Regions from separate parts of the Homo sapiens genome. Here all the other regions are linked to region 3. Evidence: chromatin contacts called from ENCODE Hi-C or POLR2A ChIA-PET data. All regions are on one chromosome and are shown on one strand. The core of a region is the stretch at or near the end of the contact, and the rest is flanking DNA. Distances in the headings are between cores, read along the strand shown. Region 1 overlaps CASC15 (cancer susceptibility 15). Region 2 overlaps CDKAL1 (CDKAL1 threonylcarbamoyladenosine tRNA methylthiotransferase). Region 3 has its middle 73 kb from the start of LINC00581. Region 4 overlaps CASC15 (cancer susceptibility 15).

What was found. Hi-C counts contacts between places; a loop is a spot of excess contacts on that map. ChIA-PET counts read pairs that join two places held with the same protein, here RNA polymerase II (POLR2A). Pooled maps may share reads with other maps.
Region 1: a loop to region 3 is called in a pooled map, with 9 times the contacts of the local background. The contact joins two enhancer-like sites. A Hi-C loop is called at or near these places in 7 of 37 single-sample maps with no recorded cell type and 10 of 50 pooled maps.
Region 2: a map of GM12878 shows a loop between it and region 3 (7-fold over the local background). The contact joins two enhancer-like sites. A Hi-C loop is called at or near these places in 1 of 168 maps with a recorded cell type or tissue (GM12878), 37 of 37 single-sample maps with no recorded cell type and 13 of 50 pooled maps. POLR2A ChIA-PET finds 5 or more read pairs at or near these places in 1 of 52 experiments (activated CD4-positive, alpha-beta T cell).
Region 4: a loop to region 3 is called in a pooled map, with 8 times the contacts of the local background. The contact joins two enhancer-like sites. A Hi-C loop is called at or near these places in 2 of 37 single-sample maps with no recorded cell type and 5 of 50 pooled maps.

The regions. Positions count from the first base shown.
Region 1 is chr6:22,061,088-22,064,702 of GRCh38, forward strand. The region is part of intron 8 of CASC15 (cancer susceptibility 15); the gene reads left to right. Among named protein-coding and RNA genes, the nearest start is that of NBAT1, 84 kb to the right of the region's middle. Within about 2 kb of position 2,049, at least 3 of the 41 ENCODE cell types and tissues checked have a DNase peak (open chromatin) inside an H3K27ac peak, as active enhancers do.
Region 2 is chr6:20,874,786-20,878,755 of GRCh38, forward strand. All of the region lies in intron 9 of CDKAL1 (CDKAL1 threonylcarbamoyladenosine tRNA methylthiotransferase), which reads left to right. Among named protein-coding and RNA genes, the nearest start is that of CDKAL1, 340 kb to the left of the region's middle. RefSeq lists enhancers at 2,296-3,495, 2,839-3,068. Within about 2 kb of position 2,711, at least 17 of the 41 ENCODE cell types and tissues checked have a DNase peak (open chromatin) inside an H3K27ac peak, as active enhancers do; they include GM12878, where a contact is called at or near this core.
Region 3 is chr6:21,436,863-21,440,835 of GRCh38, forward strand. No RefSeq gene overlaps it. Among named protein-coding and RNA genes, the nearest start is that of LINC00581, 73 kb to the right of the region's middle. Within about 2 kb of position 1,754, at least 4 of the 41 ENCODE cell types and tissues checked have a DNase peak (open chromatin) inside an H3K27ac peak, as active enhancers do; they include GM12878, where a contact is called at or near this core.
Region 4 is chr6:22,024,603-22,028,782 of GRCh38, forward strand. The region is part of intron 7 of CASC15 (cancer susceptibility 15); the gene reads left to right. Among named protein-coding and RNA genes, the nearest start is that of NBAT1, 120 kb to the right of the region's middle. RefSeq lists enhancers at 1,339-1,508, 2,524-3,235. Within about 2 kb of position 1,254, at least 12 of the 41 ENCODE cell types and tissues checked have a DNase peak (open chromatin) inside an H3K27ac peak, as active enhancers do.

The DNA.
Region 1 (3,615 bases), core at 799-3,298, 620 kb after region 3:
GCTGGGGGCAGGGACTACCCCGTTATTATAGTCATGGTTCAGAAATACAGGTTCTTCCCCCTATTTTTATACTTCCTGCATAGATGGGTTTCCTTTAGATGTGGATATTTCTCTTAAATGCATACTCTTGTCTCAAAATGGTGAAGGATACCAGTGTAGTAGTTTCTTCTTCTACTTCTGACAGTTACTGGGAAACTTGTGTCTTTCAATAAAATGCTTTCTAGAAGAAGGCAAGGTGGCTAGAAAATGTTAAGGCAGCTCAGGGACCAGTGGGAGAAAATAGATGTTAAAGGTAAAAAGTGACTTGTGATTAGTTCAGTTACGGAGTCCAAAAATCCAACCAGGTTTGTAGGTAACCAGTTACGTTTCAAATGTGATCTTAAGCCCACCCCGAGTGAGTGAACCTCAACATGAGAGTAGAAGACTCTGGAAGGGAAGATGTGAGAAGATAAAATACTGTTTTCAGAGCCCTAGGTTTTTGTTTGTTTGTTTGTTTGTTTGTTTGACATTTTTATGAGTGGAGGAATAGGACTACCTCTGGAACCTAAAATTGGGCTGAAATCCAGGTCCAGTTCTAGGTGATTGCTCAGGGTCCCTTCCCATTCCTTCCTCCATCTGCTCCTGCCCACTTGAGTGAAGGAGGTGAATAATAAAAGAGGAAAGAATGTGGATGAAAAGGAGAAGATGCAGAGAATGAAGATTCTCTGTCCTTTGTAAACCTTTTGTCCTAATCACCAAAAGTATTGTGGCATGTGTAAGTCTGAGAAAATATTTAGGTGAATCCCTTGAAATTGTCAGTATTTCAAGGGTTAAAAAAAGACAGTTTCACATAGTTCAAATGAAAGCAACAATTAGGTTTTTGCTAGAACTTCTCTGGGTCCACCAATGGGATGTATGGAGTGGTTTTAAAAAACCACACAAGGCTGGGCGCGGTGGCTCACGCCTGTAATCCCAGCACTTTAGGAGGCTGAGGCAGGCAGATCACCTGAGGTCAGGAGTTTGAGACCAGCCTGGCCAATGTGGGGAAACCCTGTCCCTACTAAAAATACAAAAATTAGCTGGGTGTGGTGGCACACACCTGTGATCCCAGCTACTCGGGAGGTTAAGGCGGGAGAATCGCTTGAACCCAGGAGGTGGACTTTGCAGTGAGCTGAGATGGTGCCACTGCCCTCCAGCCTGGGCAACAGAGTGAGGCTCTGTCTCAAAAATGAATAAATAAATAAAAATTTTAAAAACCACACAAGTTTTGGCATCCAACTGGATTTTTTTCCTTTTGCATATGCTTTTCTAACATATGCAGATATTTTCTTTGATTTTTCTTATAATCAGGCTTTCTTACTTTTTCTAAAATTGTAGTTATTGCCTCGAATCTCATAGCAGAGGAGTAGAGGCAACAAAAAGGAGAGCCAAGTGTGGGAGCAATTGAAGACCGTGGAGTTTTTTCAGATCATTCGCCTGGGAACTTGCATGGCAGTTGTGGGGTTCCAAAGATCCAAAATCAGGTGTTGTAACTTAGCTGACTTGAATATTTACTTTGAAAATAAGAAATGAATGTTAAAAAGTTGAAAAGTTATACACATGGGCACAATTTATTGAAACCTTTTCTTAGGGTAGATTGAACCTTGTTGAAAGTTGTGAAATTTGCTCAAATAGTCATTTTTTCTCTTTTTTTCTAGGTCTGAATGATTTCATGAATATTGTGGTAGTTTGGGCAAAGAACAAATTTGCTTAGTCAAGAAACATTAAAAGCCTCTACGAAGGCCTAGAGGTGGTGAAATCAGTGGTCCTCTGGTGGGCATGGTGTGTGTGTGTGTGCGCGCACACGCGTGTGACTCATCTGGGGTTGGCTCAGAGTGAAAGAGACAGATGCTTCCTTCGCCTGCTTGTTTCCTGGTTTTCAAAGCCCCTATTTCATTGTTGTTTTATTTTAAGGTTCGATGCCTTCTCCATCCGTCAGTGAGGGTGTGGAGAGCCTGCAGGCGTGTGCCTCCCTCTGTAACTTGCTATTCCTTGTGTAATGTCAAGTGGAAGTGTGAAGCACCACAAACTGCTCTGAGCAGAGCCCACTTCCCTTCACCCACGGAGAGCGTGAAGCAGTTACACCAACATCAATCAAGGAAAACCCACAGGCTGAGCTCACACGGTTGAAGCAGGTGCGTGAGCGAGCGTTCTGTGACAGGCACACGTGATTGAGGTGTACCTCGGCGTCTTGCCCACAGATGTCGGTTGCGATGACTGTGTGGGGCTGTGCCCATTCCCTGCAGAGCCGAGCCTGTCATGCTTGTGGGACACAGTGGGTGCAGCTCTTGGCAGCTCAGTGGGGTGAGCAGGTCAGGTAGTTCTGAAGTAGGCTTCTTTGCTGTTTACTCACTTGTTTAATGGTGAGGAGAAGAATCCAGGAGAAATAGTGTTTTATTTTCTTTCAGTGGTGTTTTGCAGTGAGAACACCCCTGGGATTACTCCTTTAAAACAGTAAACAAGAGGCCGGGTGTGGTGGCTCAGGTCTATAATACCAGCTCTTTGAGAGGCCGAAGCAGGAAGATTGTTTGAGCCCAGGAGTTCAAGATCAGCCTGGGCAACATCTCTAAAAGACACCATCTCTAAAAGAATTTTTTATTTTTTAATTTGCCTTGTGTGGTGGTGTCCCCTTGTTCTCCCAGCTACTTGGAGGCAGAGGTGGAAGGATCCCTTAAGCCTGGGAGGTCGAAACTGCAGTGAGCCATGGTTGCGCCACTGCACTCCAGCCTGGGCAACAGAGCGAGACCCTGTCTCAGAAATAAATAAATAAATGAAATAAAATAGTAAACAAGAAAACATTAGTATTAATTGATTTGCTAAGCCTAAGGGGGAAAATGTAAGGTCTTGAATCTCTGTATGTATGCATATGTGTGTATACATATCTATCAATATCTATCAAATGTGTATGTATGGAGTGGTTTTAAAAAACCACACAAGGCTGGGCGTGGTGGCTCACGCCTGTAATCCCAGCACTTTAGGAGGCTGAGGCAGGCGGATCACCTGAGGTCAGGAGTTTGAGACCAGCCTGGCCAATGTGGGGAAACTCTGTCCCTACTAAAAATACAAAAATTAGCTGGGTGTGGTGGCACACGCCTGTAATCCCAGCTACTCGGGAGGCTAAGGCAGGAGAATCGCTTGAACCCAGGAGGTGGAGTTTGCATATGTAGAGTAGACGTTTGTGTACACACATATATGTATATGTAAATATGTGTGTGCATGCATCAACACAGGCACCAATTTAAAGCAAAACTCAAGTGGGCCATGAGATAAAGAGAGAATGTCAATATCTAGACATTTAAAAATATCTGCTGACAAGGTGAAGGGGCTAGTAAAAAAATGCATATCTCATCCTAAGTCGAACCATCTTGATATGTATTGAGCTTTAGAAAATTTTCACAAAAGTTTTGAGCAATCTTAATTTTAAAAATACAGAGGCAGTTAATACTAAGACTTCAATATATATTGTGCTTTGTAAAAAGTGGCCAGTCTCTCAAGGCTGCTAATACCTGCTATTGGTTATGAGTATCTACTTTGAGCTGACACTTCAAAATGTTATACATATTATTTGCATTTACATATGTGAAACAATCACCCTTT
Region 2 (3,970 bases), core at 1,461-3,960, 560 kb before region 3:
AGCCACCGTGCCAGGCCACAATATTTTAATATTCCTGAAAAGAGGCATCTTAATAGATGAGAGGGCGACTTCAGAAGAGATGGGAAAGGAAGGTAATGTTAGACAAACAAAAGATTAGGGACATTCCTACTCTGATACAAGAAGGAGCAAAGAGAGGTTGTGTCAAAAAACTTGAGATATTTTGAACTGATGGGAGGAGGGTTAAAGAGTTTCAGAATAAATAATGTCTAGCAGGCCGGCGCGGTGGCTCACGCCTGTAATCCCAGCACTTTGGGAGGCCGAGGCGGGTGGATCATGAGGTCAGGAGATCGAGACCATCCTGTCTAACAAGGTGAAACCCCGTCTCTACTAAAAATACAAAAAATTAGCCGGGCGCGGTGGCAGGCGCCTGTAGTCCCAGCTACTCGGGAGGCTGAGGCAGGAGAATGGCGTGAACCCGGGAAGCGGAGCTTGCAGTGAGCCGAGATTGCGCCACTGCAGTCCGCAGTCCGGCCTGGGCGACAGAGCGAGACTCCGTCTCAAAAAAAAAAAAAAAAAAAAAAAAAAGTCTAGCCCTTTTGATAAGTAGGTGGCAAGACATGCTTCCAAGTAAGCACTGAGCATTTGAAGAGATGGTTACATATGACTTGATCATTCTGTATCTTTGTAGACCTTTGAATTGATAAAAGAAAAAAAATAGTGCTTCCCACTCTTATAAAATGTTTCAGTATGTACAGTTATAATATTTCATGTTCACCATTGTCTCTGAGATGTGGGGAGGGGGGTTGGAAGATTGATTCCAGGAGAGGGCAGCAGCGCTGTAAGCATTTAATTTGGGTATATCCTTTCTCTGTTCCCTTGGCTTTTAAAAATTAAGTAATAATGTGTTCTCTGTCTCTATTACCTTCACTAATGAAAAAAAATAGGGTCTGTAAAGCTATTTAATAATCTTACAATTTATTAATTTATTAGTTTCACATTACTAAACATGGCAATTGTGGAAAATACAAAGCTACTGAAAATTATCCTCATATATAATAGATCTATTTGAAACATTTTGGTATGATTTAGACCCAGTTTTGTCCTGACTCTGTGTGTGATTTGTATAATAAGAAATTGAAAAAAAGGCTTACTAGCTTAAATAGCTTTAAAAATATAAACTGTGGGAACATAGGACTAATTGGGCTTGTTGAAAGAATTTTTAACAGATAAACATTAATTTTTATTAAGCACAGACCGAATTGAAAAAGGCTAAACTTACATGTTAAAATAATTTGGCAATCTAACTGCAGATTCAAAATTTCTGAAAATGTAAATAAATTAAAATGTAGGCAGTGTTTTACCATCTGTAATGAATTAGCATTCCATTTTTACCAGCTGCTGCTGGGGTTTTTGAAGCTGACTCAGGATCTGAGCACCCTGGTGGGTTTCTGCTGATAAATATAAGAACCTGTAGTTTAAAACTGGCAGAGCTGGACTGGGGATTAGAAAAGTCACTGCAACTTTAAGCAGCAGATTCTTTCACTTGGGGCAGGATGTAAGGGTGTACTTTCTCTAAAGATGCCGTCAGTACAAATGCGGAGGATAGATTACTACTGCTTGCTGCTAACATGACAGGACATTCAGGGTGCCACTACTGTTGAGTGTGGAGTCAGCCTTGGAGGAAAAAATCCCCAAAACCTTCTTTGGCAATTGTCTCTTATGTAGTGGACATATTTTAGGCAAAATGACAGCATTTGTGCATTGATGGGATTAATGCTTCATTCTAAGGATTAAATTCGTTAATATTTTTTCTTTGTGTACTTTTTTATTCCTAAAACTTTTATTTTGAGCATGCAGGAGACAGGGATTTCTTGGAAAGAATATGAATTTTGAAGTCAGGCAGACCTAGATATGAATGCAAATTCTGTTGCTTCTTAGCCACTTGTAACAGGCAGGCGTAGAATTCAGTGTGTAATCATTAAACATTTTGTTTTCTTTCCTCACATTGGTGAGGATAGTTTTCTTTTGAGTATTTGCTTTAGTGCCTTTAATTAATGAAAAACAACTAGTTAAAAGGTTGGCTAATTCCTTTATGATATACACACACACACGTACACACAGAGCTACCTATCTCCTCTCTTACTTTTTATTGTCAGTCTTTTTATTACAAATTAGTCTTCTACATATTATAAATTTAAATGCTAACTAGAACCAGCTAAAAAGTCAATACACTTGTTCAATCAACACTTTTATTTAACACATAGTATGTGCTGTGTATTGGAAGGTCTGGTGATGATGGTTCCAATTCTGGCCTTCTGAAGCTTATATTCTAAATGGAGGATGCTGTAGACTGCTGTGAATACGGTGGAATCAATAAGCATTTACATTGTGATGGGAAAGACTTTTGTGGTTAGGGAAGCATTCCTGCAGGCAGTGTTGTAAAATGTGGAGCACTTTACAAAAAATATGTTCATAATAGCAATTACGACTGAGGGATATGAAAACACCTCAACTGTTAAATAAGCATGGTGATTCTGACCTGGACAGATTTGTGAACGTCATCTACAAGTCTTTGCCATCTAATATCTGATGAGATTTAGGGATTTTTAGCCTAATATCTTGAAAGTATCCTTGGAGTTTTCAGATCCTCACTTTGTCCAAACTTGCTGTCCTGTTCCTGTTTTCACAGAAACTTCAGGTGTCCTCACAGGCTGACTAGGACCAAGGTATACCTATCTGACCATTATGCGGGCCAGTCTGAGGTCACTGCCCTGGGGCTGAGACCTGTGTCACTGATTTACTAGTGACTCACTGTGTATTACCGCAGCTGGCCCTTGACTCTGCTTCCTCAGCTGTAGTTCAGTATGAACTCAGAAAACTTGTTTGTGACCCGAAATTAGTTCTGTGTTCATTTCTTACTCTTACTCATGCACACATGACTCATGACTTAGTCCTTGTTTTAAACTTGTGCATTAGGGTAGCTCTGAATTATGTCCTCCTTCTCCTAGAAGCAGAACCTCTTATCCTGTTTTGACTTGGCCCTTGACTGCTTAAAATGTCTGTAGTTGGCTTTGTATGGTTATAATCCTAGCCCCTTAGGCTGGGAATTTTGGCCATCTGTGGTCTCTATTTCTAGCCTTAGCCCTAACCACCCCACTTCCTGCTGCTCCTGTCAAATGCACTTACTTATACTTTTCCGTATGTGTCTCAAGCTTTCCTACAAAGATGATGGGTCTTTGCTGACCCTATTTCTTTCGTTCAGGATGAGCTCAAAATTACCACATTAGTTTTGAAACTTGCTCTAATTTCTCCTACCAGGAGGAATTTCTTCCTTCTTGGCAATACTGTGGTATTTAATGGTATTTTACTGTTTTGCACTTTGTATTATACTTATTTGTGTTATGTCTTGTCGCCCCTACTAGACTGTAAGATGATTTTATCTGTATACCATTAAGTGTCTCATACATACAGATTCTCAGTAAAATTTTGCTGGTGGAATGGAGTGGAGACCCAGGCTTTAGATAGTAACTGGGAACAACAAGATCGAATTTCTTATCTGTTCGTACCTAATAAGCTCCTCTCTCCCCTCGCCCATAGGCTTTGCTTACCTGTCACAGAACCTACCCTGCCTTTTTTCCTACATGCGGTATTATTGTCCTGAACTCCTTCAAGTGTTAAGTAAATCAGTAAATCTTTAAAGCCAACCTTAGCGGCCAGGTGCAGTGGCTCACGCCTGTAATCCCAGCACTTTGAGGGGCGGAGGCCGGCGGATCACTTGAGATCAGGAGTTCAAGACCAGCCTGGCCAACATGGTGAAACCCCGTGTCTACCAAAAACATAAAAAATTAGCCGGGTGTGGTGATGCATGCCTGTAATCCCAGCTATTCAGGAGGCTGAGGCGCTTGAACTCGGGGAGTGGGCGGAGGTTGCAGTGAGCTGAGATCATGCCACTGCACTCCAGCCTGGGTGACAGAGCAAGACTCTGTCTCATAAATAAATAAATAGCTAA
Region 3 (3,973 bases), core at 504-3,003:
ACCACAGCTGCACAAATGAGCTTAGCCAAGACTAGAAGGATGGGCCAGCTCAGCCAAGTTAAAATTGCTGATCCACAGAGTTTTGAGTAAATAAATGGTTGCTTTCAGCCAGTAAATTTTGGGGTGGTTTGTTACACAGCAAAAACTAATTGATGCTGTGTGCATATGTGTGTGTGTGTGTAGAAAAGGTGATAATGCAATAAAGCCAAGTTTTTGTGTTTTGCAATGGAAAATCAATACTTTTTTTTTTTTTTTTTGAGACAGAGTGTCATTCTGTTGCCCAGGCTGAATGCAATGGCGCCATCTTAGCTCACTGCAACCTCCGCCTCCCGGGTTCAAGCAATTCTCCTGCCTCAGCCTCCCGAGTAGCTAGGATTACAGGCACACGGCTAATTTGTGTATTTTTAGTAGAGACAGAGTTTCACCATGTTGGTCAGGCTGGTCTCAAACTCCTGACATCAGGTGATCCACCCGCCTTGGCCTCCCAAAGTGGTGGAATTACAGTCGTGAGCCACCACGCCCGGCCTAATGTATCTATTTATATCTAAAAAATGATGCCACACAGTAGTCGCATGTTAGTTAGACACATGGAAACAAAAACAGTGATGAGATTTTTAAGTGGATAATCCAAGGAGTAGAAACGAAGGGTCAGGAGGGATTGCAGCGGTGGGCTGTAATTTTTCATTATAGGGCTTGTAGAATTGTTTGATTTTTAAAAATTATGTACACATTTCATTTTGATAAAATAGCAAATTAAGTGGAAACCAAAAAAATAAATAAATGAACTTTCAAGTGACTGGTAGGCAGCTGGTGCACAGCATCTGCCACCACCAGCAATAGTCATGTGTTCGACACATGCCCTGGTGGCAAGAGGAATTTCCAGCTGAGACATTGCCATAACCAACTCAGTTTTCCCTTTTGATTAGTATTCATCCTTCATGCCTGCATGCTTGTGGTTAGCACACAAACTGAAAAAAAAAGTGCATGGAAAAGTTGGATCCAGAGTCTCAGACACTGCAGGTGTTCTCCGAGTTGTTAGTCTCCATTCTAATACAGTCCAATAAGGACCACAAACATCAAACATAATGGAGAACTGCCTGCAACCAAAGCCAGGGCATGGAAAAATTGCTCATTAAAAATTATTCTGCGGTTACAGTTTTGAACTGGCATGGATAAAAAGTGGAGCAGAGGCCGGGTGCAGTGGCTCATGCCTGTAATCCCAGCACTTTGGGAGGCCGAGGCAGGCGGATCACAAGGTCAAGAGATCGAGACCACCCTGGCCCACATGCTGAAACCCCATCTCTACAAAAAATATAAAAATTAGCTGGGCGTGGTGGTGCGCCTGTAATCCCAGCTACTCAGGAGGCTGAGGCAGGAGAATCGCTTGAACCCGGGAGGCAGAGGTTGCAGTGAGACAAGATCGCGCCACTGCACTCCAGCCTGGTGACAAAGTGAGACTCTGTCTCAAAAAAAAAAGTGGAGCAGATGGTCATATTCAACATGGTGAAAGGCTCTGTGAAAGCAAAACAGAAACCATACACCCGCAATGGCCACCAAAACGGCTGCTGACATACGATCACTCTTTTCTTGATGCTGCTCTCTGTGCTTTAAATGTATTTTCTCTTTGAAATGATCACTTTCAAGTGTGTTTATTAAATTCTGTCTCCCATGTTAGGTTGACAGGAAGTATGTAGTATTTGGGAAAAGGCACAGGAGGCAAAAATAAGATACTAGATATCAAGGGATGTGTTGGATTACTCAGGACAGGCTAGGATATGCCACAATAAAGAAAAACCCCAAACCTCTGTGACTTAACGTTTCCCACCGCATATGCAAAGTGGGTCTGCAGAGGGCCTCTGATGATCTAAGTACCTCAAAGTTCTAGAGTGGTGCATATTGCCATGATCAGTTCCTCTCAAAGCTGACTCAAAGCGATGTGTCTCACTTCTGCTCATATTTCATTAGTCAAAGCCATTCATGTGGTCATGTCTAAATTTAAAAAGGTGAAAGAAGGCAATGTTATCCAGAAAGAGAGCTGGAATACTTGTGAACTCTTCCAACTCAATCCAGTATTCCCTCTGCTCTAAAACATAGCTATATAGCACATAGAATATAAATTAGTTACGTTTATTTTTATCCAAAGTATACTTTTCCTAGATATGTCTTACTCCAGAAAATTATTATCCTTTAAAGGCAGATGATGAATCTGGCTAGAGGAGGAGGGCCTGGAAGGTTATATGAGGTACTAACGTTATGTAAAGTGATGTGGTTTCCTTTTTCTCTTCCTGTGGTTGAATGATGTAGCACACTATTTGCAGACCAATCCTGGTCTTCCTTAAGTGGTTTCTATAACAAGATAATTTTCTTTCACCAATCACTAACCAATTTATTTTCACTTCCAAGTGGAGCCTTATTTGTGCCTCAATTTTAGAGATTGTGAGTTTAAAAGAACACCACCTTCTGCCTGTTTAAGAAATAACCCAAGGTGCCCTGGAAATAAAAATGCAAATGCACGAATGGGAAAGCTTTATTTAGCTAAATCTCAAAGCAACAGTTGTGCTTTGAGAAGAAGTTAAGGGAAGAGGAGTGGCAGGACTGGACATTCAAAGAAGGATAATTTTCAGAATGAGATAGTGTGGAGTGGAGGAGGAATAGAGATTTCCATCCCTGGGCACGAAATAAGGAAACGTATTTTTCTGCAGTTATTTGTGAAGAACTTCAGTGATAAGCACTGTGCTTCTCCTTAAATAAAGACTGAAACAGAGAAGTAGCAGTTCCAAATACTTAGCCAAAGTTCCCAAAACCTTTGATCCAACAATTCTAAATACTTAGTGCATCAAATCCAACTACAGTCACAACTCTGTGCTAAAACTCAAGCAACAAGAAAGCTGAAATAATCAGAACTCTTTATTACCTTGGAATAAGAAAAAGCACATGGCAAATAAACCAGTTGAAATCGGGCACACCTTCAAAAGAAAAGCAATTCCCAGGGTGTTACAGGGTCAGGACCGCCTTTAGCCAATTTCTCAACTTTTTTAAAACACATGTTATGCTCAGGCAGAAATAAACTTCATTGAAATGAATTACTGTCTTAACTTTGTTCAGTTTGAACTTCAACATCTTTATGATGGAAGGTACCAACTAATCTGAATGGTAACTACAAGGCCCTTAACATAGGACTTAATGAGATTTGTTGTGTATATTTGTGGTGACTCCTCAAACTCAGGAGTGTGTGCCACAAGGTATAAGCCACTGATTAATTGTCTGAGAGCACCTCAGTTCTTCCTCACTGACATGCTGGTGACACATCACTGTCAGAGTCCGAAAAAGTGGCCTGAGCTGGTCTGCTCCGAATTCTCTTCTCTTCTTCCATGTTCTTTGTTTCATGCGCCATGCCTGGGATGCGTCTGGCCCCAGGTCCTTTATGTTGCAGATAGCAATGTATTGATTATAGATTACTAGATTATATATATTCCTTTACAGAGATATAGATGTGTAGATTATTTACTTATTCACATTAAGGTCTTTTGAAATTGTATTAATCAATTTCTGCAGACCACGGTTTCTCAACATTGGTACTATTACATTTTTAGTAGGCAATTCTTTGTTATGGGGGGAAGGCTGTCCTGTACGTTATAAGATGTTTTAGTAAACATCCCAGGCCTCTACCAACTAGATGCCAATAAAACATCTTCCCTCACTTGTGACTACCAAATATCCCCTTTGGGGCTAAATTGCCCCCATTTCAGAACAACTAGGCTACCATCACTGTCCAATAGATATATAATGCAAGGCACAAATTCAAGCCACAGAAGTAACTTTAAATTTTCTAGTGGTTACATTAAACAAAAGTAAAAATAAACTAGCAAGATAAAATTTCGTGATATTTTTATTTAACCCAATATCCAAAATATTGTCATTTCATCATATCATCAATATAACAAATTATTAATGAGATATTTTCCATTCTTTT
Region 4 (4,180 bases), core at 4-2,503, 590 kb after region 3:
CAACATTAGGTTCTGCAGAGGGGTTGTTTGGTCTGGGGACTATATGCAAATATGAGATTTCTGTATTAGCAGCATATCTGATACTTTCCAACTAGTTTTTTTTTTTTCTTGTCAATCAAACATACTATGTAGATATTAGCTGTAGGCAAGGAAAGATTTAAAAATATAACCGACATGGGCAATATAGTGAGACTCTGTCTCTACAAAAAAAATTAAAAAAATTAGCAGGGTGTGGTGGCACATGCCTGTGGTCTCAGCTACTTGGGAGGCTGATGTGGGAGGATTGCTTAAGCCTGGGAGTTGGAGGCTGCAGTGAGCTGTGATCTCACCACTGCACTCCAGCCTGGGCAACAGAACAAGACCCTGTCTCAAAATAAATTAAAAACATATATATATAACCTATGACAATGGGAAACATAAGAAGTACTATAAAACTGGATATCAGATACTATTAATAAGTGAAATAAATGTTTTTACTCAGGTAATTCCTCTATGTGACTTATGGTATCCTCAAAGTGAGCTCATACTGTAACTTTCACATAACTTTCCGTCAAATGTGAAGATTTTTTTCTTCTCTCAGGGGACAGTTAATGCCTTTTGGTAAATGTAAAACTGTACTGCGAATGTCAGTTCCTGATCAGATTTGCCTGAGTCTCTAAAGGGAACATGACAAGGGGCTTTGTGCCTGCTGTGTAGGGTGTGTGGTAAGGCGTCTTTCTTCCTTGTGGCTGAATTTGGAATGCCCCGCTCTTTCAGTAAGTGCCATTAATTACACTATTGCTCCTAGAGCACTGAACTGCTCAGCAGGGAATTTCTCCCCACTTTCTGGAGTCTCTGGGGCAGTTTCCATTCATTGCTGTGGGTGGTGGTGAGGCACAGGCTCTGCACCAGCCGCCTGGCTGGAATCCGCCTGGAGACCTCTTTGTGATTTCCCTGAGCTGGGAGAGGGGATTTGGAGCACCTGGTGGGGGGATGCAGCTTGCCACCCTCGTCTTCGTCAGCCTCTCCCCTCCACCCCCTGCACTTGGGAGCACCACCCGGCAGCAGTGTTTTTGTGCCTTGAAACCTTTTGGAGCCGCTGGAATGGAGGCCACCCAGAGCTTCTGTGAGCAGCTGTAGCTGCAGATCTCCTATTGGCCAGAGCAGAGAATGTTCTTACTTATCTCCATTGAGCATGGGTGGCCGTGATCCCTCAGGATAATGCAATTTCTCACTGTCTGGAGGTGGAAGCTATTGTCCTGCTCTCCAGCTTGTTGTTTGAAGTCTTTTTGTAAGGCTTCCGGCTTCTGCTGACTCACAGACACACACAGAAAAACTCCCTTACTGGCTTGCTCCCTCCCAAGGCTTTTGAAATGGCTAAGGAGATAACAAACCTCCCCCCTGCAAGGGGGTAATAGCTTAAATAGTAAGTAGAAAGAACTGTTTTGTACATGTCCACAAAGTCTGAGAAACTTCATCTTCCTCTTTCACTGCTCACTCCGTTTCCTTCCTTGTCCCTTACTCCCCTCTTCAAAAGTTTTGGGCTGAGCCACAGGCCTAAATGTGGTTTGCATATGATTTTTACAGAGGCACAATTCACATCTGGGGACTTTTTCAGATTAACAAGTTGAAGGATGCCATCTTTGTTTCCCCTATGGAAAATTGCCATTTCTAATGAACATTTTATGAAGAAGCCTTCTTCACTTACCTCTCCCACTTGTGATAAACTGTAATTAAAATGTATGAAGAACTTGATTCATGGTGTATGCACCTGGGCTCTTTGTGGAGTCTCTCTTAGCAATATGCCGTGAGAACAGACTGGCAGTTGATGGATTTCTAAAGCAGAAAATCAAGCTTATTCACAATAGAAGCTTATAGTTTTAAAAACCACATGGATAAGAGGACTGTAGTTTTGCAAGATTTGGCAATCATCGATGAACCCAGTAGCCACAGTGACCGAGACTGAAAATGTAGAAGGCTAGCTTTCCTTCTTAATTACTTTTAAACTACGTTAGCAAATTCTCAGGGTCAGTGTGATAGTGATAGTTTCAATGCTTGATTATAGTGATTTTTTTTCGCATAATAATTTTCTTATGTTCCCGTAGCGTAACATAGGTCTTTTTATTAATTAAGGAGAAAGAGAAAGATTGTGTAGAAAGCATTCTTATGTGGTAGCATGTGTGAACTTCTTATAATTAGCAACATGTCCTCATTGCGTACTTAGAAAAATCCAGTGATATAAATCCTCTATTTTGTGCAGTCACTATTTACCCAACTAAATCATTTAACTGATAACATTCACACCTTTCTCCATGATATTTTAGAATAATATCAATGTACAAAAATAATCTCTGTCCTTTCATTGTCATCAGTTTATGAAAATACTGCCAAAGAGTTGGAAAACAAAGTTTTCTCATGTTTTACAACACAGCTCCCCTGGGCCACTGGGCCTAATTTGTTCTTACTAATTTTCAAAAGAGACTCCATCCTTTAGCTCCCCAGAAATATACAGGCTGTCCTAAAGAAGCCGCAGCCTGATACAGAAACTCTGCCAACTTCTAGGAAATGGAAGGTTCTGGAAAGTAGATCATTTTTCCCTCTGGTAGGAACAATATAAGTTTTAGACGTGGGTGGGGGGGTGTTGTGTTTGTGTTAGACATATATGTATACAGCTGCTAGTGCAAAAATCACAAACCTTTCAGTTTCCCTAAGGCTTGTCTGCAGCCCTTGTGCCTTGAATGCAGATTGTAATAAATAGAGGCAGTCTCTGGCTGGAAATGCCGGACATCTCTGTTTGAGTTAGAGCTCTTGTTCCAGGCGTCAGGGGATTAAGACAGAGGGTTGTTTTCTAGCTTGCCCTAGAGCCCCTGGGCCTTTGCGGATTGGCGTAGTTGCCTTTCTGTGTGTGCAGAATCTTGCCTCCAGCCTCCCACAGTGTGGGGAGAGAGAATAGGGAGAAGTGAGGGAAGGGAGGTAAATTATTCAACTTCTGCAAAATGTCAGGCACTGTGCTGGGTACTGTACATATATTTCACTGAAAAGTAAGTCTTTTATAAATATGGCAATGTAGAGCTTCAGAGATGGGATTTTGGAGCCAGACCGCCGAAATCAATGATTTTGCCAGGATTCAAATGATAACTTGGCCACTTTCGAGGTATAGGACTACTTGGTGCCTCAGTTTCTCCATTTGTAAAGTGGGGATAATATCAGAACTAACCTCAATTGTTTGTTGTTGGGATTAAATTGTAAAGTACTTAGAAGCGTGCCTGGCATGCAGTGATAGATAAGTGTTACATGAAAGGAATGGAAAACAGAAGTTAATCCACTTGCCCAGTTCAACTAGCAAGTAGCTGGGGCAGGATTTGAATCTGGGTCTGTTGGCTTAAAAGAGATGATTTTTGCCTGGGGAACATGGTGAAACCTCATCTCTACAAAAAATACAAACATTATCCAGGCATAGTGATGCCCCCCTGTAGTTCCAGCAACTTGGGAGGCTGAGGTGGGAGGATGGCTTGAGGCTGGGAGGTGGAGCTTGCAGTGAGCTGTGATTGTGCCACTGCACTCTAGCCTGGGGTAACAGAGTGAGAACCTGTCTCAAAAAATAAAAATAGAGATACGATATTTTTACCTTACCATAGCACCATACTTTCTTTTCTTCCTAGCTACATTTGAGGTGGTACCTTGGAGTCAATTCTCTCCATTCCTCCCCACCTTACCTGATCAGGGGTGGTTGCTGTATCAGTCTAGTTTTCCCTTTTCCTTGCTCTTGTAGAGACATCGTAGGGCCAGGACTCAGAGCTTAAACATTTAACATCTTCTGTGCAGGCAGGTGATAATAGCTTCTTTCCCCCAAACCACTGTGGGGTTGAACTAACCATTTTAGTTGCATGGTCAATTTTTTGGGCTGGAATAAATGATCTTTTGTTCTTTCTTATAGTTATTTGATGTGTTGGTTCTTTTCTTTACTCAAAAATAGAAGCATCTAATGAGCAGCCTCGATGTCACACACTTCCTGTTGTACTCACCCAAGCAGTTGACTCTCTGCTGAGCACATTGGTAGCAGCTCATGGGCGTTTGAATGGAGGAAGAAGGCATCATATTAAATGGCTTTTCCCTGTTTTTGGACATAAAATGCCATGGGACAGCTTTTTTCTTTTTCGTGGCGGCAGGATCAAGAGTATAGAGTCTGGATTTGGAGATC